2 separate regions of the Mus musculus genome follow, and region 1 is linked to region 2. A link is a loop called in an ENCODE intact Hi-C map of the cell type or tissue named here. Cell type or tissue: left cerebral cortex. All regions are shown on one strand. Links, peaks and the distances in the headings refer to the core of each region. The heading gives the core; the rest is flanking DNA.

Region 1 (14,513 bases), core at 6,514-14,513, 52 kb before region 2:
CTGACTGTCCTGGAACTCACTTTGTAGACCAGGCTGGCCTCGAACTCAGAAATTCACCTACCTCTGCCTCCCGAGTGCTGGGATTAAAGGCGTGTGCCACCACCACCCGACTAAAGATTTATTTATTTTATTTATATGAGTACACTGTAGCTGTCTTCAGACACTCCAGAAGAGGGCATTGGATCCCATTACAGATGGCTGTGAGTGACCATATGGTTGCTGGGACTTGAACTCAGGACCTCGGGAAGAGCAGTCAGTGCTCTCAACCGCTGAGCCATCTCTCCAGCCCAAGCCTTTACATTGTAAACAAGTACTGCATCGGTTTAGGAGTTAGAGTTGGGTATACTTTGGTATATTATAGAAAGGCCATTTGTTCAAGCCTTTCTGTAAAATTAAAGAAAAGTGCTTTTAGCAGCCTGTGTATAAATGATGAAAGACATGTGCAGTCAAGATACAAGATTAGGGGGACATGGCTCAGTCAGAAGGAGCACTTGGCATACGACCTGAAGTCAGATCCACGCACATGTGTAAAAGCTCAGCATGGCCTCTCGAGCCCAGTAACCTGGAGCTCTGGAGACAGAAGGGTTGTTAGGATGGGCTTGGTACCGGCGTAGATGAAAAATGGTGAGCTCGAGTTTCTTTGTGAGACCCTCTCAAGGGAACAAGCAAAGGGTGATAGAGTGTGACTGGCTTCCTCTGTCCACCAAGCACATGTGTACCTGTTCATCCCATGTGCTTACACACTGCACACACAGAAGGAAGAGGAAGGCACAAAGGCTCAGGGTGTGCTGCAGTGGCAGAAGGCTCCTCTAGCATGCCCAGTGTCTCATTCCTAGCACTGAAAAAGAACTTGTCTGAACCGGGTTGGTGGTGGCCATGCCATCAATCCCAGCACTTGTTAGGAAGAGGCAGGTAGAGCTCCGAGTTTGAGGCCAGCCTGGTCTAGGGTGCAAGTTTCAGAACAGCCAAGGCTTCACAGAGAAACCTGGTCTCCAAAACAAAGCAAAAGTTTGTCTATGGGGCGGGAAATAAGGCTCAGTGATTAAGAGCACTGGCTGCTTTTCCAGAGCACCTGGGTTTGGGTCCTAGCATCCACACTAATCACAGCTCCAAGGGATCTGAAGCCTCTGGCCTCTCCATCCTAAGGGTAGATGGTGTCCATAAACCCATGCAGGCGCACCCACATACATGTAAATTAAGAAAAAGAAGAAGAAGAAATCTGAAAAAAAGAAAAGAATTGTTTCAGATAAGAACATTAGTATGCAACCAATAGTCCCAAAACGGGAGAATGAGGCAGGAAGATTACAGAGGTCCAGGCATTTGAATCCCTCTTGGGATATATAGTAAAGCAAAGTCTTGAATGAAAACCGAGATAACATGCCTTTCCCTCGCGCTCCCTCTCACTCACTCAGTCACTCTCTCCCTCTTCCATCCTCTGTCCTCTCTCTTCCCCAACATATGAAAAGTAGTAACATTGAGATGTAACACAGTTTTGGGACTGCCCTCTGAATTTAATTAGTTTATTTTTTAGATAGGGTCTCATTTTGTACCCCTGACTAGCCTGGTACTTGATAAGTGTACCAGGTCTACCTGCCTCTGCCTCCCTACTACTGAGATTAAAGGTGCTGATTTATTTTGTGTGTGTGGTGCACACACGTGTGCGTGCATATGTGCAGGTGAGTGCAAATACTCCTGGAAGCTGGAGAAGTTAGAGCCCATGGAATTAGAGTTAGCAGTGGCTGTGGGCCACCCTATGTGGTTGGGGTAAAAGCAGTGCATGTTTTGACTACTAAGACGTGTCTCCAGCTCTGAGGCTGTCTTTGAATCTCTGGCCCAATGCTGAGGGTGGTGGTGGTTTTGAACATTGTGCCATTCATTTCTTTGCAGGTCATTGAGGCTGAGCTTCGTTCTACCAAGTGCTGGGAGCTGACTACTGAGGGTGAGGAGATTGCCCGGGAGGGCAGCCATGAGGCCCGTGTGTTTAGAAGCATCCCTCTCGAGGGCCTGGTGCAGAGTGAGCTCATGGTAGGGCCGGGCTGGGGTCCAGGGAGGGGATGGGGTGCAAGTGGCCCTGGAAAAGAGCACTCATCACAGTTCCACTTCTCTAGCACCTGCCCAGCGGCAAGGTGGGCTTCAGCAAGGCCATGTCCAACAAGTGGATCCGAGTGGACAAGAGTGCCGCCGACGGGCCCCGGGTGTTCCGAGTGGTGAGTCCTGCAGGGAGATGGCCCCGCAGGCTGGAGGCAAAGACGAGTGGGACAGACACCGCCCTCATTTCCTTGTCCTGTGGCAGGTGGACAGTATAGAGGATGAAGTGCAGAAGCGGTTGCAGCTGGTCCAGGCAGGCCAGGCTGAGAAGCTGGCTGAAAAGGAACGGAATGAGCTCAGGAAGAGGAAGCTGCTGACGGAAGTGTAAGTGGCTGCTGCAGCTAGGCCCTTTTACCTGTGTGCGTGAGGATGAAGGGAGAGAGCCGCCTAGCCCACACCCAGTGGCTGCTGTTGTCAGTCTTCACCAAAACCCCTTTACACAGGATTTGTTACTGTGCTTGTTGTTTGGTTTCTTGGTTTTGAGGGTTTTTCTATGTAGTCCTGGCTAGCCTAATGTAGTTCATGTACTCAACATGTAGTTCAGGCTATCCACAAATTTGCAGAGATCTTCATGCCTCTGCCTCACTAGTGCTGGGATTAGAGACTAGAACCACTACACCCAGCCTTACTCAGGGTTTTCTAGTTTGTGCTGAGCTCAGGCAACTCTTCTGCCTTTGCTCTTGCTGCACCTGCTGCTAAGCAATGGCTTTCTGTTACCTTCCAGGCAGTCAGCCAATGAAACTCCTGCTCATATGTCACTCAAGTGAAGCCATACTGAGGCAGACTACGTGCAGCTGAGATGGGTGATTGTGAGTTCTAGGCCAGCCTGGACTACAGAGTGAAGCCTGTCTCATAAAAACATTAAAGAGATGGGGATGTGAGCCAGGCAGTGGTGGCACACGCCTTTAATCCCAGCACTTGGGAGGCAGAGGCAGGTGGGTTTCTGAGTTCGAGGCCAGCCTGGTCTACAGAGTGAGTTCCAAGACAGCCAGGACTGCACAGAGAAACCCTGTCTCGAAAAAACAAAATACAAAAACAAAAACAAAACAAACAAACAAAAAGAAATGGGGATGTAGGAAAGTCTAGGCTCTGCAACTAGTTAGCTATATAACTGTGGCCAACTTACCTGGCTTTTCCCAGCTAAGCTTCTTTACTTATAAAATACCTTCTCAGGCTGGAGAGATGTCTCAGCCGTTAAAGACTAGCCTCACAACCAAAAAATAAAATAGCTTCTCATAGGGTTGTGGAATAACAGATCCTAACCCAAAATAAACCCTCAATACTTTGCTGATATCATGTCCTACTTGAATGGACTTTGGTATAAATGTTCTCACTGTTTATAGAACAAATAATTGTATGAACAGGTAGAAGGGTAGTGGCCAGATAAGAAAGTTTCAAATGGGGCTGGTGAGATGGCTCAGTGGGTAAGAGCACCCGACTGCTCTTCCGAAGGTCAGGAGTTCAAATCCCAGCAACCACATGGTGGCTCACAACCATCCTTAATGAGATCTGACTCCCTCTTCTGGAGTGTCTGAGGACAGCTACAGTGTACCTACATATAATAAATAAATAAATCTTTAAAAAAAAAAAAAAAAAAAAAAAGAAGACAATAAATATTGCAGAATGAACGAGGAAAGATCAGGAGTTCAAGGCCAGCCTGTACTATATAAAACACCTATTCAAAAAAAAAAGCTGGGCGGTGGTGGCGCACGCCTTTAATCCCAGAACTTGGGAGGCAGAGGCAGGGTGGATTTCTGAATTCGAGGCCAGCCTGGTCTACAAAGTGAGTTCCAGGACAGCTAGGCTTTATAGAGAAACCCTGTCTCGAAAAACCAAAAAAAAAAGACAAAAATGAAGGTCAGAAAAATAGCTCAGTGACTAAAGGTATTGCTACCAGGCTGCTAACTTGAATTCCATCCCTGGTTTCCACATGGCAGAAGGAAAGAACTTATTCTTGAAGTTGTTTTCTGACTTCCACATATGAGCTGCACATGTACACACACCTGCACACACACAAACAGACAAATGAATGTGATAATGGCTCTTAAAGTACTTTTTAAAAGCTGGGGCGGTGGAGAGATGTCTCTGGTTCAGAGCTCTTGCTGTTCCTAACCACTGTGTTAGGCTCCTGGTGCCCATGTTGGACAGCTCAAAACTGTCTGCCACTTTAGCTCTAATGCCTGTGTTAAGAACAGCTCCAGGGGATCTGATACCTTCTTCTGGCCCCTATAGGCACACACACACACAAGTGTTATACGTTCACACAAACATACAGACATGGGCAATACACATAAATAAAAACAAAACTGGCGGTATGGCTCAGTTTTGTAAGATTCTTGCCTGGTATGCCCAAGGCCCTGGGCTTGATCTCTACCACCAGAGAGAGAAAAAGCAGTTGGGCATGGTCATTAATTACCCTTAAATCCCAGCACAGGAAGAAGCAGAGACAGGTGGATCTGTGAGTTTAAGGCTAATCTGGTCTACAAAGGAGTTGCAAGTCAGCCAGGGCTCCATGGCAACTTTCTGTCAAAAACAAACAAAACAAAAAAAAAAACCCCAATGTAGATAAAGACACTTTGTCATTTAATGCCTAAAGCTTCCATTGTCAGCATTTACTATGTAACCTGATCCTCTCTAGAGAAAACAAAAAACAAAGTAAGGCAGGTTCCAAGATGTAGCTTAGTTGATTGCTGTGCACTGAGTCCTGAGTTTGCTCCTTAGCACCACATAATCCTGGTGTGATGTAGGCCTATAATTACGGCATATGCAGGAGAATCAGTTCAAGGTCATGCTTGAATATATAGCAAATTCCAGGTCAGTGTGGCATATGTGAAATCTTTTAAAACATCAACAACAACCTAAAACCAGAGTGATTTCATAGTTGGTTCTGGGATTAGTATCCAATGGCTCTGGAGATGACATTAATGTCCCTTCTCCTCCTGTGTTCACAGGATCCTGAAAACCTACTGGGTGAGCAAGGGCAAGGCCTTCAGCACAAGCGTGTCTAAGCAGGAGGCAGAGCTGAGCCCAGAGATGATCTCCAGGTAGGGAGAGGGGAGTTGAGAGGGTGTCAGGGAGGGTCGGGCAGCTCTCCTCACGCCTTTACACCCTGAATCTCCCATAGTGGCTCTTGGAGGGACCGACCTTTCAAACCCTACAACTTCTCTGCCCGTGGTGTGCTCCCAGATAGTGGCCACCTGCACCCCTTGCTCAAGGTCCGCTCTCAGTTCCGACAAATCTTCTTGGAGATGGGGTGAGCACAGGGCCTGGGATGGGGGTTGGAAGCTACCAGACACAGGGCAGCAGGGCAGTCAGTCATGTCTCCTGCAGGTTCACTGAGATGCCTACGGACAATTTCATTGAGAGCTCCTTCTGGAACTTTGATGCACTCTTTCAGCCTCAGCAGCACCCAGCACGTGACCAACATGATACTTTCTTCCTGCGAGGTTGGTAGCCCGGGAGCCTGGCCAATGTGGTAGCAGAAGTCTCAAGTCTGGATAAAGCTTTAGGGAAGGGATATATCGTATTTTATAAACTGAGATCTGACCTCCCTGTGGCCAGCTGGTCCCGTCCTCCACTGTGATCTCTCCCCACAGTGCCTAGGCTCTGCTTTCTGAACTTGCCAGACCTGCCCTGGGGGCTCTGTCAGTTTAGGCCAATCACTCAGAGTTCTTTTGTTTTGTTTTTATAGAGAAAAAGGGTTTTGCTATGTGGCCTTGACTAGTCTAGAGCTCATGTAGACATGGCTCTCACAAGGATTTCCCTGCCCTACTAAGGCTAGGCTTAAAGGTATATGTCACAATGCATTTTTATTTCATTTTATTCAGAATTCTACTGGCTGCCCTGAAACTCATTATGTAGACCAGGCTGGCCTCAGACTCACAAAGATCCACTGTCTTCTGCCTCCCTAGTGTTTGTACTATAGGCATGGGCCACCATGCCTAGCATGTCCCAGGGTTGTACTACAGGCATGGGCCACCATGCCTAGCATGTCCCAGGGTTGTACTACAGGCATGGGCCACCACGCCAGCATTTCCCAGGGTTTTGTTTTGTTTTTTTTTTTCCCCCTGGGGACAGGGTTTCTTGGTAGCCGTGGCTGTCCTGAAACTCCCTGTAGACAAGGCTGACCTGAAAATTAGAGATTCACCCGCTTCTGTCTCTGCCTCCTGAGTGCTGGGATAAAAGGCATGCATCATCACTGCCTGGCCTCATGTCCAAGATTTTTAATGCCACCTAAGGGCTAGAGTGTGGCATATTGGAACCTGGATTTTATCTGTCCTTAGCATAAATAGGTAATCAAACTCCACCCTGGCTCTGTCCTTTCCCCCTCACTATCATGTAAGCCCTCCAGTGTTTACTTGAGGCCAGAATCCTTTTCACTAAACTGAAGCACATATGTGGCCTAGTTGAGTTCCCAGCACCATATTTGATGCTCACAACAGCCTTTAACTCCAGCTCCAAGGAATCTGCCATCTGGGCTAAGGCACACAAGCTCATGTGCATTACAACCAACCACACACAGATAAGGTATACACACAATTGAAAAATAAAAAAGACCCATTAAATAGAAGCTTATTTTTCTTGGTTCTGGACATGCACATCACTCCACTTTTAACTTGGTTGTTTTTTGTTTTTTCAGCTAGAGTCCCCCACTGTAGCCCAGGCTGGCCTTGAACTCATGTCCTCCTGCCTCTGCTTTTGAAGTGCTAATCTTCCCTCATTATTTTGAGTTGTTTTAAGACAGGGTCCCACTCTGTAGCTGGCCTACAAGTTACTATGTAGCCACAATGTGGAATCCAGGATTTCCTGCATGTTGGCAAGTTTTCTGTCCCCAAGTTCTCTGTCCCTTGTCACAGGCCATTCCCTATTTCACTGTCCTTGATCTCTCTGAAATGAATGGCTTCTCAGACTGGTTGTCTTCTCGCCTCTGAAGCGAGCAGATGAGCTTCCTAAGTACCCGTGCCAATGTAGCAGCAATGGTGTTGCTGTTGTCATGGTACCCAAAGCTCACCTTCTGCTCCGTTGTTCTGAACCTTCCAACCATACACTGTGGTACTGTTGGCCCTCATTTACCACTGAGGAAACTGAGGCACAGAAAGAACATCATTTGCCTAATGCTATACAGCTGTTACATGCAAAAGACTTACAGGAACCAAAACTATGTTGTTACCATTCCCAAAAAGTTCACATTTGAGGTGGATATGGTTGGTGGCTCTTTCCTGTCAGGACTACTCAGGAGGCTGAGGGGAAAATTGTAAGTTCCTAAAAAAAAAAAAGAACTGTTTTGCTCATTTGCTTCTGGGGGTGCATGTTAGTGGATTAACACTTGCTAAACCTGAGGAAGGCCCTGGGTTCCAGGAAACATTGGGGAAAAGTCACATACTTCGAGGCCTCCCTGAAGATCCTCCTGAATGCTAAGATGGCTGTTACCAACTGAGTCATAGCTTTGAGTAGGACAGAATTCCCTCACCCCAGGGAGATCCATTTCCTGACTAGATAGTTCCTGAAGAATCTATATAGTGGGACAAGGGGTTAAAAATCACTGGAGATAGCCGGGCAGTGGTGGCGCACACCTTTAATCCCAGCATTTGGGAGGCAGAGGCAGGAGGATTTCTAGTTTGAGGCCAGCCTGGTCTACAGAGTGAGTTCCAGAACAGCCAGGGCTACACAGAGAAACCCTGTCTTGAAAAACTAAACAAACAAACAAACAAACAAACAAAAAAAACAAAACCACTGGAGATACTAATGTGTGCCTCTAGGGCTAGGGGAGGTTGGAAGCACGTGTTGCTTGAGTCTTAAACAAGGTTGGGTTGTGGTAGCATATACCTTTTATCACAGCATTTGGGAGGCAGAGGCAGATGGCTCTCTAAGTTCAAGGCCAGTCTGGTTTGCATAGTGAGCTACAGTCAGATCAAGTATCAAGAAAAAAAAAAACAAGAAGTAAGGGAAGAGGACTATATGACATAGTTAGAGGTGGAGGCCAGCGCAAAGGGCCTGAGGCTGAAATGTCAGCTGGTGGCCCTGTGACTGCAGGTCATGGTCACATAGGAATGAGAGGAGACCAGAGCAGGAGGTAATATGTCAGAGCCAGAGGGAAACTTGGGCTTTCACACAGTGAAGAGGAAAGCAAAGGGAAGGGGGTTCTGGATGGAGAGGGAAAGGTCAGCTACTGAGGAGAGCCAGGTGACCCTGAATGCCGGGGCTCAGGAGCTCCCATGGAGCCATACCGGGCATGCAGTGACTCTGACCACGAGACTCTGTCTTGCCTAGACCCAGCTGAGGCCCTGCAGCTTCCAATGGGCTATGTCCAGCGCGTGAAACGGACCCACTCCCAGGGTGGCTACGGCTCACAGGGGTGAGGCAGAAGCAGGACTGGCTGGAGAGGGGCGGGAGGCTGGGGTTCCAGGACCACAGGGCAGACTTCCTGCTTTTCCTCCTGAAGCTACAAGTATACCTGGAAGCTGGAAGAGGCCCGGAAAAACCTGCTTCGCACACACACCACAGCAGCCAGCGCCCGCGCCCTCTACCAGTTAGCCCAGAAGGTACAGCTTGGCCTGGGCAGGTGGGTGGCTGGTACTGTCCTGTAGACCTTCTGACCCATGCCAGCGCCAGGCGTGGCCTGGCCATCATTCCTCCTCCTCAGAAGCCGTTTACACCAGCCAAGTACTTCTCTATTGATCGTGTGTTTCGGAATGAGACGCTGGACGCCACGCACCTGGCGGAGTTCCACCAGATTGAGGGTGTAATAGCAGACCATGGTCTCACCCTAGGCCACCTCATGGGTGTGCTGAGGGAGTTCTTCACCAAGCTGGGTGAGCAGTCGAGCCAGCACAAGCAGGCAGTGTTTGGGGGCCTGGGAGGGTGACACTGAGGTCATCAGCCTGCCCTGCCAACCCCTACAGGAATCACGCAGTTGCGCTTCAAACCAGCCTACAACCCCTACACAGAGCCCAGCATGGAAGTGTTCAGCTACCACCAAGGTCAGGGATGGGGAACTCATACAGAGGGAGGTCTAAGGGACCTCACACTTGCCTGGGTCACCCTCTTTGCCAGTCTCCTACCCTATCTTCCCATTCTCTGTGCAGGATCATCCACATGCCTCCCTTTGTCCTCACAGGTCTAAAGAAGTGGGTTGAAGTTGGCAACTCTGGGGTCTTCCGCCCTGAGATGCTCCTGCCTATGGGGCTCCCTGAGAATGTGTCTGTCATTGCTTGGGGTCTCTCCCTGGAACGGTGAGTGCCTCGTTGGAACTTAGGATGATTCCACTGAGTCGTTCCATTGTCATTCCTCTGACAAGTCTGTAATAGGAATGCCAAGTTTTGTGCCTGGCCCTGAGCTGTGAACATTGTGGCATGTTTCCCCGATACCATGCAACACGGATCCTAGTGGAAGTGGAATGGTGACTAGCATGGCCAATAAGGAGATTCAGAAGGCCAGATATGAATGGACAGGGAGTGCTATAGAGAAGACAGAGTAAGACTTAGATGAGGTGATCAAGGAAGGCGTCATGGAAGCTGAGGAGCAGTGAAGGCATCTGGCAGGGTGTACCAGGCACCAGGCACAGCCAGTACTCAGGCTCTGAGGCTAGATTAAGCATGAACAAGGGGAGAATGGGAGGTAAGACTGGGCCAGTGGTACAGCATGTTCACCGTGGGGGAACACTTTGGCATTCATTCTGAGAAAGATGGGAGGGAGTCTCTGAGAAGCAGAAAACAGCCTGATCTGACTCAGTGTTAAACCCTGTTCCTTCCACTCTCAGCCCAACAATGATCAAATATGGCATCAATAACATCCGAGAACTGGTGGGCCACAAGGTGAACCTGCAGATGGTATACGACAGCCCTGTGTGCCGACTGGATATTGAGCCCAGGTCCTCAAAGACACAGGAGGCTGCATGATATAGGCTGTTCCAGAGATCCCTGTCTAGTCCCTGTGCATCTCTTGGCAGTGACCTACTATTTATGAGGCCTCTGTGAGGCCAGCTCACTCCCCCTGCCTCTCCCACCCTGGGGGCAGGGTTCTAAGTATGGGGAGTTCTTATGCTGGCTTTTAGTGGTGTGTGTAGTTTGCTTGTAAGGGTGGGTTTGGCCCTGCAGGCCAGCTGTTTTAATAAAGTGGGCACATTCCCTCATTTGGTGCCTTTTGTTAGGACTCTGTTGTCATTCATTTCATTAGGTGACTTGTGGGCACTGTCTCACTCCCAGTTCATGTGGTCCTTGGTGGGGAGAAAACTGGGAGATGGTTCCTGGTATGCAGTTTAGGAGTCAGGGCTTAGACCGTCCATGGTCTGTGATCCTAAGAGGTCGTGGTCATCCCAAGCCAGGTCCATACTCCATTGAGCATTTATTTGTGTGTGTGTGTGTGTGTGTGTGTGTGTGTGTGTGTGTGTGTGTGTGTTCAGGTACATATGGGAAACAATTTTCAGTACCATCCTTAGGAACACTGTCCATGTCTTTTGAGACAGGGACTGTCATTGGCCTGGGGCCTGGGTGCCTGACAAGCTCCAGGGACCTGGCCTCCACCTCTAAGAGTATAGATGCACATCCCTCATCTTTACTGTGTATTCTTTTATTGAACTCCTGCAGCAAGCACTTTGCTGACAGAGTCACCCTGCAGCCCCTAGCACTTACTGATCACTAACTGGTGCCAAGCCTGCTATTTTAAGGCTTGGAACAGAAATAGCGTAAAAATCCAGGAATCCTAAGATTACTGGGAGCAAGGATGAGCAGCTACTCTTAATTTTTCCCCGAAAAATCCAATCTCCCAGCAGCTGTGGCAGGGGCAGTCATGAGCTTGCTGCCACCCTGGGCCAGATACTTAGACTATTTAAAAAAAAAATCATATGAGCTCTGAGGAATACGTTCATAAAGCTTTGTGGGTCTACATTTGAACTTGCTTTTCTGGGGGCTGACTTCAGATGAGCTTTGGCTCTTGGGTGTTTAGGTGGTGTTTTGGATTGTTTTGTTTTGCTTTTTAATTTATTTTTATGTGTATAGTTATTTTGTCTGTATGTCTTTTTTCTTTTTTTAAAGATTTTATATATGTGAGTACACTGTAGCTGCCTTCAGACACAGACATACCAGAAGAGGACATTGGATTATATAGGTTTATGTCACCCACATTTTTTCCAGACAGGGTTGCTCTCTGTAGCCCTAGCTGTCCTGAAACTCACTCTGTAGACCAGGCTGGCCTCAGATGGGCCTGGTTTTGCCTCCTGACCACTGGGATTAAAGCTGTGCACCACCATCACCCAGCAACACTTAGTTTGTTGCCTCCTATCAATAAATTTATGATCTGCCAGTTATTTTTGCAACATTTATAACAGTTTTAGTTTTTAATCACTACAGTAATAAAAGGAAATGTATTTTAGGAGTGCCAGTTTTTCAGCTGGGTTTGGTGGTATACCCCTCCCCCTTGAATCAGCACTTGATGGGGCAAAGGCAGGCTGATCTCTGAGTTTGAGGCTAGCCTGGTCTATAGAGCTTCCAGGACAGCCAGGGCTATACAGAGACAGAAAGCAAGCAGAGGGAGCCCTGAGTAGGTAGAGTCCAGCCTGAATGTATATCTTAATCTGGGCACAGGAGTCCAAGACCAATTGACCCCTGGAAAACCTGTCTAATCAATTACCTATATGAACCAGGCTCAGGAGGAACGGCAACTCTTTCCCTAGAGTTCCAGAATGATGGCTTCCAGATAATCAACCAGTGTACAAAGGCTAGCAGATCTGGCTTCCTCTCCTGGTGTTTGCAGGCTAGGATTGCTCACCCCCAGATTCTTCCTACCAAGACTAGCTGTGCTGTATTTAATAAATAGCTGAGGGTCCAGGTTGCAGCCATAGCATTAGAGAAGCCACCGGATCCCAGTTTCACTGTGTGTCTGTCCTTTCTTCATTCCCTCACATAGCATTTCAGGCCCCAAGCTGCTAGGGATGTAGCAGCAAAAACAGAAAGGGTTGAAAAGATGGCTCAGAGGTTAAGTACTGGTTTGTCCTGCAGAGGACCAAGTCTAATTTTAAGCACCCATATGGTGGCTCACAATTGTAATTCCAGCCTCAGGGGACCTGAACCTCTTTTCTGGCCACTATGGGCACTATGCACACACGTAGTATAGAAATAAATATATGCAGTCAAAACACCCACACCCGTAAAAATGTGTATTAAAAAACCACTTAAACACAAGAGATCCCTCTAGATGGCTCAGTGGGTACAGGTGCTTGCCTAGTCTGATGACCTGAGTTGCATCTCCATGACCCACACGGTGGAAGGAGATTGTGGACTCGTTCAGGCTGTCCTCTGACTTCCACACTCCCGGAGTGGATGGCACATAGGCATGCACAAAATAGGTCAAACGTAAAACAAAAATAAAATTCAGCTCATCGATGAAGAGCATCAGGGAACAGGAATTAGGTTTTCAAAATCCATGCCAGGAGGCTTATAACTAGGGGATCTGATGCCCTCTTCTGGCCTTAGTTGGAAGGTGCCCAAAAGTAGTTTAAATCATATATAACATGTAAATAAAATAAAATGAAGGTTGTTCCTAGGTGGTGCCTGCCTTCAATTCCAAGGCAGAGAGGCAAGCTGATCTCAGAGTTCTAGGTCAGCCTGGTTTACAGAGTCCTAGGCTGGGACATAGTGGAACCCTGTTCCAAAAGAATTTGATCTGGGCACTAGTGGCGCATACTTTTGATCCCAGCACTCTAGCCGCAGAGGCAGGAGAGTGTGAGTTTGAGGCCAGTCTGATGTACAGAGCTAGTTCTAGGACAGTCAGGGAAACACTGAGAAACCCTGTCTTAAAAAGACACTGCCGCCACACAAACTGTAGATCGAAGGGGCGGAACTCTGACGCAGTGTGAATTCCTCAAACTCTTGAGGGCCACAGGTGACCCCGAGTCCCGCACCTACGCATTATGAGCTCAGACGCCCACCGGTCCATACAACACAAATCCGTCTGTTACCACATAGCACCAGCATAGCCCAAAAGGCAGAGCCAGTTCGGAGGGCCTTCGAGTTCGCCGCCCCCGGGGGGGGGGGGGCGGGGGCGGGGCCAGGGCGCGTTTCATTCAGCACGTGCTCGGGGCGGGGCGTGCAGGGGGCGTGGCGTGCGCAGAGGGCGCTGAGGCGGGAAAAGACGGAATGGAGCGCCACGGAGTGAGTGCGGTGCGGTTTCCCGTGTGCGGGCGGCGGGAGGCGGGCGACGGGGCTTAGGGCCGCGGGGAACAGAGACTTCCTCCACACATTCGAACCCGGGCCCTGTTCCCCGCGGTTGGAGCCGCCTCTTGCCGGGAGAGGCGAGGTTTCCTGACTAACGAGACGGTGGGGCCTGGTGGACGAGGCTGTGAGGGGGTGCGGTGCGCTTCAGGAGCTGGTCGAAGACAGCACACGGTGTAGACCAGGCCGGGCCTCGAACCCTCAGCGGTTGCCTGCCTCCGCCTCCCGAGGCTGAGGAGGGGTTCGAGGCGTGTGCCACACTCGGCCTCCTTTTAACTACTCTCCGCGGGAAGGTGTTAGCGCGCCCCCCATTGCGGCCCCGAGGGTCCTGACCCCGGGGCCTCCCTGCTAGCGCGTCCCTTTTGAGCTTCCCCACCCCGCCTCTCAGAGCTGGCTGCGCTCGCAGGTGGCCGCGCCTCCCGTGGAGTTAAAGGACCAGGAGCCGCCGGCGATTGTGGAGAGCGGAGAGCATCGGCAGAGTGAGAACCACGAGGAGACGCCCGGCTCAGTGGCCCCGAGGTGAGGAGTGACAGGCCCAGCTGCCCTTCCGGGGCCCCGCCTTGGTCACGTAGGTCATTCCACGTGGTCTGCCCTGGGCCTTGGTCCACGGGTGATTTAACACCTTCCAGGTTGGTGTTTTATGAAGCCGCAGAGGACAAGTGGAGCACCGTGGCGGGCCCGGCCTAGGTGTCCTCGTGAGGACAGCCATGAGACAGACCTCATATAGAGGAAGTTTACTGGCGAGAAGGGAGAGGTGGAGGAAAATAGAGAGCGAGAGCGAAAGAGGGAGGAAATGGAAAGATGGAGAGAGAGGGAAGATGGAGAGAGAGGAGGGGAGGGGAGACAGACACCAGAGCCAAATAGTCCTTACCTGTGAGCCAGGGTCTTACCTGGCTGTTGCTAGGTAACTCTTGGGCGGAGCCTACAGGAAATGCTAACAACAGGTGCCCACATTGGTTCTGGGTACTGGCAGTCTCCTTTTGATATCCACAAGGTTTAATTTCAGGATGCATAGAATCCTCATGTTTAGACTCATTTTCTCTTGGTTTTTGTTTTTCTTTCTTTTTCTTTTTTCTTTTTTTTTTTTTTTGGAGACAGGGTTTCTCTGTGTAACTCTGGCTGTCCTGGAACACACTATGTAGACCAGGCTGGCCACGAACTCAGAAACCCACCTGCTTCTACCTCCCAAGTGCTGGGATTAAAGGCATGTGCCACTGC
Region 2 (15,043 bases), core at 4,727-12,726:
TAGTTTGGCAGGGAAGCTCTGCGTGGTATGTGAGCTGCCCACCGTGTGGCCTGGCAGCGGCGGCGGCGACGCCTGCGTCGGGGATGGTGTGTGCGCTAGAGGTGACAGCGGGATGTTGCCAGCCGATTTACAGCGCGCTGAGCGGTACTGGCGGTGTAGTTTCGGTGACAGCCCGTGCAAGGTGCTGGGCCTGATGTGGTGCGAGGCGGATGAGGCGGGGGAATTAGGCGTGCTGGAAGCTGGCGAGCTACTCTGTGACGAGGCGCCTGCAGGCCAGAGAAGGTGCAAACATTCTGAGCACCTCAGTGTCCTAGTCCCCTACCCCGCGCAGGCGCAGAACATACCTAGGTAGGCGGAGTCAGGTGTAGAGCGATAGCTATGTGTGGGCGAGCGTGCGGGTAGTCCGTGCGTGGGCGAGCCCGGAAGACTGTCGCTGGACGACAAGGACCGGTTCAAAGAGGACAGCGATCGACTGGTGTGCAGCAGGTTCGACTGCTTTGTGATCTTCCGAAAGAGAGAGCTCCGCTTCTTGCTGGAGGACAAATACCAAAAGGTATTTATTTGTCTTTCCTTAACTTCGGAGCTCTGGATCACCCCCACCCCCACCCCACCCCGGTTCTAGACTAGGCAGTAACCTCCTACCTCTTTCTAGCATTTCCCCTTTCCCTACAACCCGTTTATCAAAGCAGAACTAGAGTTCTGCTCAGTTCTGCTTGACCGTGCCTTCTCTTTTTCTGGCTACGGTACAATGCAAGAAAGCCCATCCAAAAAAAACCTCCGCCTCTTCTGGCCCCTCCCAAACATCTAGCCACACTCCTTTCCCCTGTAAGCCCACTTTACAGGTTAGTTCGCTTCCTTCAAATCGACACACGAGTCCTGGTCAAATCTCTCTCTCTCTCTCTCTCTCTCTCTCTCTCTCTCTCTCTCTCTCTCTCTCTCTCTCTCTCTCTCTCTCTCTCTCTCTCTCTCTCTCCTCTGTTCTGTCTCTCTCACAGACAGGGTCACTATGTACTTCGGGCTACCCTAGAACTCTTTGTATAGATAGGACTGGCTCTGCACTCACAGAGATCACCCTGCTTCTTCAAGGATTAAAGGCATGCGGCCCTTTGTCTTTGGGGCTAGAGAGATGACTCAGCAGTTAAGAACCGTGGCTGCTCTTCCAGAGGACCAGACTGGCTTTTCAGCAGTATGTGGCATCTAACAACCACCTGTAACTCTAGTTCCAAAGAATCTGGCGCCCTCTTCTGGCCTCTGCAGGCATCAAGCACACATGGAGTACACATAAACAGAAGCAATCAAAATGCTAATACAAATTTAAAACAATAAAAACTAAAACAAAACTGGTCTGTTGGGGCTGGAGCCATGGACAGTTGGTTAAGAGGGTATATTGCTCTTGATCGCCTCTGTTAGACAGCTAACTCACAATGCCTGTAACTCTAGCATCTAGGCAATCCAACCAATACCCTCTTCTGGCCTTCAGAGGCACATCCACAATCAGACACAAACCTATACATAATTAAAATGTTTTAAAAATTAAAATAAATAAGCCTTTTCTCTTTCATCTAGAGAGGTGGTTCGGTGGTATGAAGATCTGGGTTCAGTCACACACACTCACACACACACCCTCCCCCTTAACTCTTCCACTCTATGAGAGAAGAAATTACAGTCATGCCCCATATATAACCATTTCCAAATACCCACACTACGTAACTCCCATATGGTTATATGGCCTAGAATTCTCATAGGTGAGTTGTGTAAATTCACTGATAGAAATCCTGAAAGTAAGGATGCATTTGTAGTAACACGCCTACATCATTAAAAAAATGTCTGGCTGTGTTTCTTGTCTTTTTTCCTTCCTACATAGGACCACACTGGCCTTTAGCAAAATCCAGATACTCTTGCCTCATCCTCCCAAGAGCTGGAATTAGAGGTGCCCCAACTGGTCTGCTTAATTGTATCCCACGTTGGACTGTCTTACTTGGTCGAAACCTTTTGTTTTGGTTCTTTGAGACAGCTTCTCTCTACATAGCCCTGCCTTCAAACTCACTTTATAGACTTAGCCCTGACTGTTTACAAACTCACTTTATAAACCAGGCTGGCCTTGAAACGCAGAGATCTGCCTGACTCTGCCACTTCACCAGCTATTTTATTTGTTTATTTATTTATTTACTGATTTATAAACAGTAGAGTGGAATGTTGTTGAACCTTGGGGACTAGGGACTGTTGGAATTGAAGGCACACACCACCTTGCCCAGCCTTTATCTCAGCTCCTCTACTCCTGTTGAAACAAGTCTAACCTGCTCAAGGGCTCACTCAAAATGCTTTTGAATAGTTTCCTTTCTTGGCTCCTCCCACTTTCCCAGCCTTCCGCTCCCCACCCCACCCCCATACTGTTCTTTCCCCTAAGGTACTTGTCTGCGCACCTCTCACTCTAACACTGCCCATTGGTAGAAGGATAAGCTATTATGGCCCCACCCACCTCTCCTGGCCGTCTTTGGCCGAAGGCCTTTTGTTCCTTCGGGCCATTTTGGCTTTGTAACTGCTGCGCCTGGCAGGCCCAATCCGGATGGAAGTGTTTTCAAAGGGTGTGGTGGTCACAGCTACTTTGTTGCCACTCTGGGAGAAGGGAGGGTAACTCATTTGTTAGTGGCTGCTGGGTCCTGGTCCACACCCCCCACCCATCGAAGCCCATCCCTACATTCACCTTCAGGATCAGCTCTACCACCTCAGGATGCACCATACCATGCACGGGCTCACCATTCACGTGAGTGATGAGGTCCCCAGCACAGAGCCCTGCCTCTTGGGCTGGGCCTCCTTCCTCCACGTGCTGTAAACCAACAGGGTCATGATTGAAAGATTGTTCGGACAGATCCACGTTTTCTTGCGTTGACTTTTTATGAAGTAGTAATAACTCGTCTCCCTTTTGCATAGATGAATAACTTGAGGTTGGAGAACTAACTGGAAAGAGAAATCTCACCCAAACTGCACTGTGCACCCCAAGGCTCCTTTCCCCCCTCATTCATTGTCTGCGCATCTCCCACTCTAACACCGCCCATTGGTAGAAGAAGCTACTTATGGCCCTACCCACCTCTCTTGGCCATCTTTAGCCGGAGACCTTTTGTATCTTCGGGCCATTTTGGCTTTGTAACTGCTATGAGACTATGAGCCTATGAGACTCACCCAAACAATGTGGTGGACACTGTAGACATCGGAGTCGCCCATGTAGACACGGATGGCTCGCAGTGTGAACCCATATTTCTTGCCTGAGCGTTGGATGGTGATGGGGGAACGGAGTCCACTGACAGCTGGTGAGTAGTCTCGGCTAGGCGAAGAGTCCCGTGAGGATGGATTGGAGGAGAGAGATCGAGGGGACATGGGACTAGCCAGGGGTGAGCCTCCATGTGGGTCCACTACAGGCACAAAACCATGATGGTTAGAGATCAGGGCAAACCTCACACTCTGCTCCTCTATCCTAAAACCCCAGAGCGGGTTCTTCATTACTCCACCCTGAGGCCAAACAACCTTCCTGCCACAATTGCAGGGAGCCCCTTCCCTGGTGTGTGGTGCCCCACTTCACCTGCAGGAATCATGACTGACAAGGCTGTAGCTGAAGCCGACTTGATAACTTTGCCCCCAGTTCGAGACGGTCGCTTCTCCACAGCAAGATCCCCAGACAGCTGCTGGTGCCTTGCCCTTCGCAAAACCAGGTCGTTGGTGGCCCTAGGGCCTGATGGGTCTCCATCCTTGGAGGGTGGGCCGAGGTCACCTGGATGTGAGCGCTCAGCTGCAAAGGATAAGAGCTATCAGGTCAGGGACTTTCATGTGCTGTTCTTATTCCTTGAACTTCACAGAGCAGGTCACAAATACCTGTGACACAACCTCTGGCACAGGGAAAGCATCACTACCCTTCAGTTTGGCCAAATGCTAGCCTAGAACAGTGAGTGTTCGTTTGTTTGTTTGTTTGTTTGTTTGTTTGTTTGTTTGTTTGTTTGGAGACAGGGTCTATTCTAGAGCTCACTATGTAGACCAGGCTGACCTCAAACTCAAGAGAGATCACCACTGAAATGAGGGGCTACAGTGTGTGCCACCACTCTTGGTTTAGTGCTCTTATTTTGTTTGTTTGTTTGTTTGTTTGTTTATGGTTTTTCCAGACAGGGTTTCTCTGTATAGCTCTGGCTGTCCTGGAACTCACTTTGTAGACCAGGCTGGCCTCGAACTCAGAAATCCACCTGCCTCTGCCTCCCGAGTGCACCACCACACCCGGCTTATATTTATTTTTATGAGTGAGTGTTTTGCCTGCATGTATGTATATGCATCGTATGTGTAGTGTCTGCAATGTCAGAAGAGGGTGTCGGATTCCCTGAAACTGGAGCTATGAATGATTGAAAGCCACTCTGGGTTCTGGAACCAAACCTGCATTCTCTGAAAGAGCAGCAAGTGCTTTTAACCACGGGGGTATCTCTCCAAACCCTGGGTGCTCCAGGGAGAGAAAGACACAGAAAGAGATAGAGACAGACAGAGAAATCTAAATTCTGGGTGTTAAGCCACGGCCTCAGGTCCTCCACAGGATGATTCTAGGCAGGGGCTCTGCCCCTGAGCCTCCCCGACCCCTGCAGACGTTCTCGGTGGTAATACTCACAGATAGGTGCATGAATAGCGCGTGAGATCTTGCATAAACTGTACTATATACATTAAAAGGATGCTCAATAGATCGCCCGTGGAACTGGGAAAAGGCTAGAGAAGGCACTCACTGGCCTCGGGTTCCCCGGGGGTGGACGTGCCCTCTCCTTGAACTGCCTCTTTGGGGACGCGTGTGTCCAGTGAGCTAGGGGGATCGGAGCTGGGTCGAGGAGGTCTGCGGAGTCGAGCCTCATCTTCATCCTCTTGAGGGGCAGTGAAGCGGCTGGGCTCCAGCAGTGCTGAGAAACGTCTGCGCGCTCCCAGCGGGGGACTGGCCTCTCCTTCCAGAAAACTGGCTTCAGACGCTGAGAAGCGCTTACTGCATGGAGAAAACCAGATCAGTAGGAACACTCCCATTTGGCCCCGCCCTCGAGCCCCTCTATAGCCCTCTGCTTACATCTCTGGAGAGCCCCCTCTCCAGGTCTTCTCACGCAGAGTCAGGCCACCCAGTCCCTCCCTCTTGCCGGCCACTTTCTCCTCCGGGCCCTTAGCGCTTGGGTCCCGCTTGCTGGCCCCAGATGCTGAGACGGGGGTCTTAGGCTCGTGCTGAGACAGCTGCTCCATACTGCTGTACACCTAAGAGCAGAGTGGAAGGTGCTTGAGTACGCCTTCGCGCGGGAGCCAATCAGTTTTCTGCAACCGGAGGGCGCAAACCGCGCCCTGTCTTCTGCCTGCTCAATTCTACAATTCTCTGCACCTTCGAGAGACCTCATGCAAAGTTAAGCCTGCCTTGCTCTACTTAGCCCGGTTTTATAGGCCTTCCCTAATTCCTATCTATACGTCTCCAGGCTGGACCAGGCATCCTTCCAGTTGCTCAGTACTGCTAAGGCTTTGCACAGCTTTGGCCCTCCCCTACTCTCACGCCAATCCAAATGCCAACTCCAACTCGTCCTCCAAACAAGACCTCTCAACTCTCTAGTTCCCAACCCCTCTCTAATTTTCCAAACTGAGACCTCAGATGCCTGGGACATTAGTGCCCAAAGACCTTCCAGGCTCAAGTCCCGCTCGGCGCACCTTGCTGAAGCGCGGCGAGCAGGAGGAGAATTGGCGGATCTCCACGGGCTCCTCTTCGGTGGTGTCGTCCTCATCATAGGAGTTCACATGGTGATACCTGTCGGAGCGGGCTGGAGAACCGCCGCCTCCTCAGAGCCCAGCCAAACTCTTGTCCTCTCCACACCCTCTTCCCTAGACTTTCCCTTCCCCCTTTCCCCCTCCCCCATTCTTCAAATCTCTGCCCAGAGTTCTGGATTTGCTACAATACCAGATGAGTTTACAGCACCCTGCACCCTGGCTCCACCTCAGGCTGCTGTAGGTTTTGCCCCTTCTTGGTCATAGTCCTATCATCTAACAAAAGCCAAGGCCCAACATGATAGTTCTCTCACGTTGAGCCTCCACCCCTGTCCCCTACCGAAGTCCTTGCTCAGTGCTTTTGGGTTTTTTTGTTGGTTGGTTGTTTTTTTGAAACAGGGTTTTTTTGTGTAGCCCTGGCTGTCCTGGAACTCACTCTGTAGACCAGGCTGGCCTTGAACTCAGAGATCTGCCTGCCTCTGCCTCCCGAGTGCTGGGATTAAAGGGGTGTACCAACATGCCAAGCTCATCCTTGTCTGGTTCTTAGCACAAGCATCATTGTTCCCAAAGGCAGTCAGTTTGGGTGTTGTCTCTTATCTTTTTTTTTTTTTTCAACCTTACTGAGACTTGAAACCAGGTTCTCTCCCATACTAAGCAAGCACTAACCCTGGGCTGTATCCCTAACCAGCTTCCCTCTTTACTTTTTCTTTTTAATTGTATAAATGGTGTATCTGTGCGTGTGTGTGTGTGTGTGTGTGTGTGTGTGTGCACATGCATGCGTGCCTGTGTGCACACACCAGAACACAGCTTGAGTATAGGTGTCTGGGGAGAGTGAGGCACTGGGTCCTCTGAATCTGCAGTTACAGATGTTTTTGAATACCCCCTGCTCACACTCAACCTCCACCCTCTAGCATGGGAACAGAGTCTGTATCATCCCGAGAGCAGCAAGGGCTCTTGAACTAAACCTTCTTTACGGCTTTTGTTATTTCTATATTGTTTTAAAGTGTGTGCATGTTCTGCCTGTGTGTAACTCTGTGCCACTCTCATGCCGCATGTCCATGATGGTTGGGAGTGAGTGTTGGGTCCTCTAGAACTGTGTTTGTGACTGAGAAGGTGAATGCTAGGAAATGAAACCCAGATCTTCTAGAAAGAGCAGCCAGCTCTCCAGCACCAACACCCATTTTGACAGAGTCTCAGCCTGGAGCTCAGAGAGATATGCCTGCATCTGTTTTCCAAGGGCTGGGATTAAAGTCATGTACCACCATGCCCAACTTTAAAACACTTTACTATAACCAAGGCAGCCTTGAACTTGTTAGGTACTTGAGGCTGACCTTGAATTCCTCCCAAGTGCTGGGATAGCAGGCATCAGCCACAATATCCAGACTCACTTTTTATTTTAAAATGGGGTCCCACTAAGTTGCTTAGGCTGGCCTTGACTTCTCTGTGTAGTATAGAAAGCCATGACTTCTTAGTCTCTGGGATGACAGGCCTGTACCACCTGGCCTGACCAGTGTCAGCCTTTTTATCCCCACATACCCTTAGCCAGGCTCCATCCCAGTCCTCACTGTGGGCCCTCTCTTTGGATCCCATTCTATACTCGGACCTGGCATTGTGTCTCTCCCTACCCCCAACTCACTGTCAAAGTAGCTGGTGTCATCTTCTGACTCTAGGTGGGGGATGAACTCCGCCTTCTGCCGCAGTAGCCCTGTCCAGTCCAGGTCTCGGAAGAAACTATGCTGCTTCACCTCAAAAGCACCACCTATGGACAGAAGATGAGAAAGGTACCCAGCGCCTGCCCAGCACACCAAGCCCAATTACTGCCCCAGGCCTCAGCTCAAGCTGGGACAGCAACCTGCTCCCATCTCAGCTGTCTTTGCAGAAGGCCTCTTACCTGCCCCAAGCCGGACCAGGGGGTTGGTCTGCAAGAGGCTAGATATTAGAAGCTGTGCATCTGTGGGCAGGGCCTCGTCCCCTTCAGGCCACAGTATGTCATCTGCAAAGAAAAATGAAGCTGAGGTCGCCTCAGGCTGCCCATCTTTTCATAGTCCCACCTCCCACCTAGGAGTCACGTACCGCTGATGACCTGTCCAAAGAGCTCTTCTGGGGTATCCCCGAAGAAAGGCACACAGCCCACCAGGAACTCGTAGAGAATGATCCCCATAGCCCACCAGTCCACTGGCTTGCCGTAGCCCTGGCGCAGGATGACCTCGGGTGCGATGTACTCTGGGGTCCCACACACCTGGGGGCAGGTGGTCAGCCTGTGCCCTGGCCACAGAAGGGGCCTCAAGGGAGAGCTGTGCCCTCCCACCAGGCCCTGGGCCCCTGAGGTCCTTCCAGGTCACTCCACCCTTGGTGACTCCCATGCCCGCCACACACCTGTTTGTCCAGGAACTCCCGGGCATCCTTCTCAATGTGCCCCTCATATAAGTTGGTGGTCAGGCTCATGAGTCCCATCTTGGAGAGGCCAAAATCCGTGAGCTTGATGTGGCCCATGGAAGTAATGAGGAGGCTTCAGGGACAAGGACACAGAGCAGGTTTCAGAAGTGAGATCCTTGCCCTTCACCCCTGGGTCTTCCAAGGAACAATGGGAGAGGAATAAAGAAGGCCAAAGCTCACTTGTCTGGCTTGAGGTCACGGTGCACGATGCCATAATTGTGTAAGTACTCAAGGGCTAGAACTGTTTCTGCAAAATACATTCGCGCCATCTCCACAGGCAGTGCCCCAATGTTCTTGAGGAGAGTGGCACAGTCACCACCTGAGAGCCAGGGAAGAGATTCAGGTAAAGAGAGAGTTACTTCCATACCCAAAGCCAGGCACACAACATTCACTGTTTCTCTACTTCCCTTGTACCCATTTTGCAGAAGGGGAAAACTAGAAATGGGAGCCTTTCCAAGTCTCAGAAAGAGCCGCATTCTCCTAGGCTTACCTCATGTTATTAGTCACCCTCTGAAATTGGCATGTCCAACCCACTTACTTCATAAGGACTCAGAGAGAAGTCTGGTCACACAGGAAGTTGATGATAGTGAGTTTTGTTTAGAGTCAAAGAAAGCATGACTCTTGGCCTCTTGACAACTGATCCTTGAGGGTCAAGGGTTTTTAAGTGTGGGTTGCTGGCTTCCACCCAGGAGGAGTGTGAGCCACATGTTATTTAGCTGCAAATGGGATCCAGGCCCTTGTGCATACTCAGAGATAATTCCAGCGTGGAGCCACACCCCCTCCCCCTCCTCAGTGGATTCTAGATAGGTGCTTTACTACTGAACCAGGGCACTGTCCAACATTCGTAGTTTAGTTTGCCTGATACCCGCTCTTTTCTTTTCTTACAGGGGTAGATGTCACTCAAGGCAAACCACCTAGGTCAATATGCAACAGGTTTGTGCCCTTTCACATGAGCATTAAACATAGTGTGCAATCGGATGGACGGCAGCCTTGCTACTCTATGGTGCATCCAGAGGGAGCAGCTACACTGTGGTGCATCAGAAGGGAACAGGCATGTCATGTGAGAAAGCAGTGCTATGTGACAGCCAATAGCTTGGTAAGAGCACCTAGATGCAGCCATTCCTAAAGGCGGCATAGCATATAAGTTCCTATGTTTCCTTGCTACACAAGATAGAAAAAGATAGATAAAATGGCTGGGGCTGAAGCCAAGCACACAAAAGGCCTTGAGTGTGAATTCCAACATGGCTCAGCCATACCTTAAGATGGAAAAAAAAAAAGTAAAATGTAAAGTGTGAATGATAATGTAAACAATGAGCTTTAGTTAGTTGGTATTGTAATCATTTAATTAACTTTATCTGTAATATTCTACTTATAATAATATTTACTGTTAACTAAATTATAACTGAAGCTGGCCTGGAACTGTCTCTGCCTGGGGATGTGACTCAGAGGAGAGCCACTGCCTAGAATCCCCCAGTGAAGCACTAGGGTTATGGGTTCCATCCCCAGCACCCCACAAAAAGCAATTATGGAGGAACAAACAGAAAGTGGAAGGAAGAAATGAATGAAGCTGCACACCTGAATTCTCAGCTACGTGGACACTGAGGAAGGAGATGGACTATTTCAGGAAGAGAGAGTACGTGCGCACGCGTATGCATGGGAGGGGGGAGGAGAAGAATTGGATGGATAATGCATAGATGAGCAGAGAAGGAAAAGAATGTAAAGAAAGAATTGCTTCAATAAACAAATGGATGAGAAGACACATATAGAGTGGGGGTGTTTGCATAATAATAGGAATTATAACTTAATTAAGAATTAAAAGAGCCGGGGCTGGTGAGATGGCTCAGTGGGTAAGAGCACCCGACTGCTCTTCTGAAGGTCCAGAGTTCAAATCCCAGCAACCACATGGTGGCTCACAACCATTTGTAACAAGATCTGACGCCCTCTTCTGAAGTGTCTGAAGACAGCTACAGTGTACTTACATATAATAAATAAATAAATCTTTAAAAAAAAAAAGAATTAAAACAGCTGGGCGTGGTGGCGCAAGCCTTTAATCCCAGCACTCGGGAGGCAGAGGCAGGCGGATTTCTGAATTTGAGGCCAGCCTGGTCTACAAAGTGAGTTCCAGGACAGCCAGAGCTACAAACCCTGTGTCGGAAAACCATAAAAAGAAAGAAAGAAAGAAAGAAAGAAAGAAAGAAAGAAAGAAAGAAAGAAAGAAAGAAAGAAAGAAAGAAAGAAAGAAAGAAAGAAAGAAAGAAAGAAAGACAGACTTAGTACAAAGTAAGCCCTGCCCACCTGAAGACCCACAGCTAACAAATAAGTCTGACGAACCTCAGCACTCAGGAGGATGAAGATGGAAGACCAGAGTTTGAGGCCAACATGGGCTACATACTGAGACCCTGTCTTAAAACAAAAATTATACCGAACAAACCATGGGCAGAGTAGGCAGACATCAAGGACAGGATAGCAAACAGTTGAGAAAGCAAGCATATGATCAGATAGGGTGACCCTGGGTCAAGTGTGTGACCCTGCTGCATTGACTGGCGCAGCGGTGCCCAAAGATGGCCGTACCTTCCACATACTCCATGACCATGCAAAGGTGGCGCCGGGTCTCAAAGGAGCAGAACATGCCGACCACAAATGGGTTCTCTGCAAACGTGAGGATGTCGCGCTCCACAAACGCCTGCTGGATCTGGTTGCGCAGGATCAGGTTCTGTTTGTTGATCTTCTTCATGGCGAAGCGCTGCCTCGTGTCCCGGTGCCGCACCAGGTAGACGGCTCTGCGGGGGAAGAGAGCGAGGACCGGCCATCACCTCCGAGACACCCGGCCTCCGCCACCCTCCCCCGCCAGAGCCCCGGGTGGCTCACCCGTAGGCACCATTGCTAATGAGCTTGATAGTGTCAAAGTCACTTTCACCGGGAGGTTTCTTGGCCTTGGAGGTGCTGCTGCGACCCTGCAGGGGAAAGTGCAAGACCACCACCATCATCACCACCTTTACATATGGGGAAACTGAGGACCAGAAGGGAGTAAAAACTCCTTTCTCCAGTTTGCACAGTAAGAAAAAAGAACACTTGAACTCAAATACTCTCTGCTGTCATATTTCCAACTTCTGCTTTTAGGAAAGATAGGAAACCTACAAAATGGCTAGTCACACAACATGTATGAAATGTTCCTAGAAGTTGGCAGCTGGCAAGGTGGCTCAGTGGGTAAAGGGGCTTGCTTGCCACTACATTTGACAGACTGAGTTCAATCTCCAGGATAAACTTGTAGATGGAGAAGCTGGCTTTTTCAAGTTGTCTTCTGATCTCGACACACGTACACATTATATATATATATATATAAATGTAACAGGACTTTTTTTTTTTTGGTTTCGTTTTTCAAGACAGGGTTTCTCTCTGTAGCCCTGGCTGTCCTGGAACTCACTCTGTAGACCAGGCTGGCCTCAAACTCAGAAATCCGCCTGTCTCTGCCTCTCAAGTGCTGGGATTAAAGGCATGCACCACCACGCCCGGCTCCAGTGAGATATCGTATTTCAAAAAACATGACCTAGAGCAATTGAGGAAGACACTAGATACCATCTCTGATTTCCACCTGTGTACTCGAGCACGCACACACACACACACACACACACACACACACACACGCTGAAGGGATGGCTCCTCAGATAAGAGTGCTGGTCTTCCAGAGGTCAAGAGTTTGGCTCTTAGCAACCATGCCAAGTGGCTCACACCTGCCTGTCACTCCAGCTCCAGGGGATCTGACACCCTCTGCTGGCCTTCTTGGACACCCCCACCCATCTGCACCTGCACACAGATGTGCACACAAATATTAATTAATAAACAAATTAATGCTAGAGTAACAACAAGTCTGAGGACGTAGCTCTGTGGAGCACTTAACTCGAATAAAGCTCTGGGTCCCACTCTATCAACACACACACAAACACACACTCACACACGCATGCACACACACACACGCACGCACACAACTCAGGGAGAAAGAGCTAGTGTATAGATGGTGAAACTGAGGCTCAGAGTGTGGAACCAAGACACTGGTACTCAGCCTGAGGCAGACGGCCCCTGGTTGGCCTGAGCACCAGGCCTTGGCCACAGCTTACCTCAGATGTGTCGTCTTGCTCCGGAGTGTTGGAGCCCCCGCTGTCCTGCTCCTCCAGGCGCACCACATCTACAAGGAGGTGGGTGTGAGTGACTGTCCTGCTGCTCAGCCCGCCCCCTCAGGCCCCTCGCACACCTGGAAAGGGGTCCCGAGTGAGGCCCAGCTGTCGGATGATGTATCGGGGGATGTCAGTTTTGACCAGGTGGCCCTCCTTGGCATGTCCCTCGGCTGCCTCCAGAAGGTGGTAGAACTCTTCTGGGTTGAATTCCTAGGGCAGGGATGGGCTCAGCTTGCTGTGCCCACTGAGGGTCGCCCCATCCCCACACTCCCGAGGAGCCACCCATCCCCCACACTCCCAAGGCGCCCCTCACCAGGCACTCCAGAAGCCTTGCAGGGCGAGAGATGATTATGAGAAGTTTCTTCACCAGCTGAGTGACAAAGGCTACCTCCAAGCTCTCCGAGCGTTCATAAGCCTGGAGTGGAGTAAATGGGGAAGTGGGGCTCACAGGTCAACTGCTCATCCTGGCTGCTTTCCCAGACCCTGGGGATGCAGAGCCCGAGGTGTTCCTGGTGTCTCATTTACAGAAGAGGACTGTGGTGCCAGTAAGTAAGCAAGTAAGACCCTCTCCAAAATAGTGGAGGATTATTATCATTATTATTATTATGTTTTTTTGAGACAGGGTTTCTCTGTATAGCCCTGGCTGTCCTGGAACACAATCTGTAGGCCAGGCTGGCCTCAAACTCAGAGATCTGCCTGAAGCTCCCAAGTGCTGGGATTAAAGTCTTGCACCACCACTGCCCAGCTATTTATTATTATTGTTATTGTTGATGTGTGACATATATGAGTGCAGGAATGTGTGTGTCATGGTGCATGTGTGGGATCCACAGGACAACTTTTGAGAGTGGGTTGTCTCCTATTGTAGGCAGAAAGGGATCACCATGCCTATCATTCTTCCAAGGTGATGCTTATTAAAGTAAATGAGGCACACATCTTGGAGCCATAGATGTGGCTCAGTGAGTGATGAGGCCCTGCTAACCTGGGCTTTATCCTACACACACACACACACACACACTCACACACACACACACACTCTCACACACACAAGTGGGTAGGGGTGAGCAGACAAATGGTTCAGTAGATAAGAACACTTGCTATAAAACATGATAACCTGAGTTTGATCCCAGAACCCCCAGTGGAAAGAGAGAAGTGACCTTCAAAAGTTGCCCTTGGCTAGGCAGTGGTGGCGAATGCCTTTAATCCTAGCACTCGGGAGGCAGAGGCAGGCAGATTTCTGAGTTCGAGGCCAGCCTGGTCTACAAAGTGAGTTCCATGACAATCAGGACTATACAGAGAAACCCTGTTTTGAGAAAAGAAAGAGAGAGAGAGGGGGAGGGAAGAAAAAGAAAGGAAGAAAGAAAGAAAGAGAGAGAGAGAGAGAGAGAGAGAGAGAAAGAAAGAAAGAAAGAAAGAAAGAAAGAAAGAAAGAAAGAAAGAAAGAAAGAAAGAAAGAAAGAAAGAAAGAAAAAGTTGCCCTCTTGGGGCTGGAGAGATGGCTCAGTGGTTAAGAGCACAGACTGTTCTTCCAGAGGACATAAGTTCAATTCCCAGCAACCACATGGTGGCTCACAACTATCTGTAATGGGATCCGATGCCCTCTTCTGGTGTGTCTGAAAACAAGGACAATGTACTCACATACATAAAATAAACACATAAATCTTTTAAGAAAGAAATAAAGAGAGAGAGAGAAAGTAAGGGAGGGAGGGAGGAGGGAGGGAGGGAGGGAGGGAGGAAGGAAGGAAGGAAGGAAGGAAGGAAGGAAGGAAGGAAGGAAGAAAAGAAAAACAGCTACCACCAAGCCTACTGTTTCCTCTGCTTAAGGCCATCCTCCTGCCTCTCCCCACACATGCCATCTACTCACTCTTGTCCCTATTCCTGTCACATCCCCCAGAGAGCCCTTCTAGGGTCTCTGGGTGAAGCACCCAGTTACTGTTTTGTTTGTGTCCTAGCCCTAATGTCAGCTGACACCATGATCCTTGCTCTCTTTCCCATGATTCCTGAACAAGGATTTGCACCCAAGAGACGGCAGACATACTTGTCTTCTGAGCTGCCAGGGCCCAGTGCACAGGAAGTGCTCAGAAAGCGTTCTCCACAGTCTTTAACATGGATAGGGTATTATCTTGTTTGCTGTTAGTTGTATACCCTTTTAATTAATTAATTAATTAATTAATCAATAAGCAAGGTCTGCTGTGTAGGCCAGGCTGGCCTGGAACTTGGGATGCTCTTTCCTAGTGCTGGGATGACAGGTGTGTGCTGTCACAGCAGGCTCACACACTTGTTTAAGTAATGGTGTGTGTGTGTGTGTGTGTGTGTGTGTGTGTGTGTGTGTGTGTGTGTATTCTGCTAGGGATGGAACCTAGGGCTACCCATGTTAGGCAAACCAAAGAGCCATGCTCTCAGAGACATGTTAGCAATATTTGTTGAGCTGGGCCCCATGCCAGACACCAGGGACTCTGTATTGAACAGAACTTTACCTTCCCAGTCATGGTCCTGACACAGTAGTACCAAAGCCAAGAAAGAAAATAAGCAAAAATGTATAGAATGATGTATTGCTTATACAGGGTTTGAACTAGCACACGGCCTGGGTGTGGTACTGCAGGCCTGAGACTCCAGCTACTCAGGAAGCTGAGACAGGAAGGTGTCAAATCCACAGCCTGCAGGGGCTCTGCAGTGATTTCAAGGCTAGT

The links. A loop is a pair of places that touch in the nucleus more often than their neighbours do. Peaks named below come from ENCODE experiments on the same cell type or tissue, not always from the same donor. Only the 100,000 strongest peaks of a DNase experiment are listed, where the experiment ranks them.
Region 1: it touches region 2 in a loop (2.0-fold over the local background); 1 of 42 quality-filtered maps calls a loop at or near these places.

What each region holds. Positions count from the first base shown.
Region 1 is chr8:84,859,019-84,873,531 of GRCm38, forward strand. It overlaps Farsa (phenylalanyl-tRNA synthetase, alpha subunit), which reads left to right. Exons shown (of 13, transcript NM_025648.3): 2 at 1,888-2,025; 3 at 2,109-2,207; 4 at 2,294-2,412; 5 at 5,040-5,132; 6 at 5,213-5,341; 7 at 5,419-5,534; 8 at 8,359-8,443; 9 at 8,531-8,630; 10 at 8,732-8,900; 11 at 8,991-9,068; 12 at 9,206-9,320; 13 at 9,848-10,239. The coding sequence ends at 9,986. Syce2 (synaptonemal complex central element protein 2) reads left to right here and starts at 13,093. Exons shown (of 5, transcript NM_027954.3): 1 at 13,093-13,235; 2 at 13,702-13,814. The coding sequence starts at 13,221. It overlaps Mir7069 (microRNA 7069), which reads left to right and starts at 8,929; the gene lies at 8,929-8,990. In left cerebral cortex, for the core only: a CTCF peak has its summit at 12,554 (motif pointing left); DNase peaks (open chromatin) are centred at 9,709, 12,533 and 13,164; H3K4me3 peaks cover 1,127 bases.
Region 2 is chr8:84,912,976-84,928,018 of GRCm38, forward strand. It overlaps Mast1 (microtubule associated serine/threonine kinase 1), which reads right to left. Exons shown (of 26, transcript NM_019945.2): 8 at 12,670-12,771; 9 at 12,434-12,566; 10 at 12,300-12,367; 11 at 11,053-11,138; 12 at 10,756-10,964; 13 at 8,365-8,503; 14 at 8,125-8,257; 15 at 7,822-7,987; 16 at 7,640-7,741; 17 at 7,385-7,507; 18 at 5,695-5,804; 19 at 5,078-5,256; 20 at 4,752-4,999; 21 at 3,578-3,784; 5 more. Gm38426 (predicted gene, 38426) reads left to right here and starts at 360. Exons shown (of 3, transcript NR_103491.1): 1 at 360-553; 2 at 7,419-7,529; 3 at 9,072-9,940. In left cerebral cortex, for the core only: no CTCF peak of the experiment used is centred there; no DNase peak of the experiment used is centred there.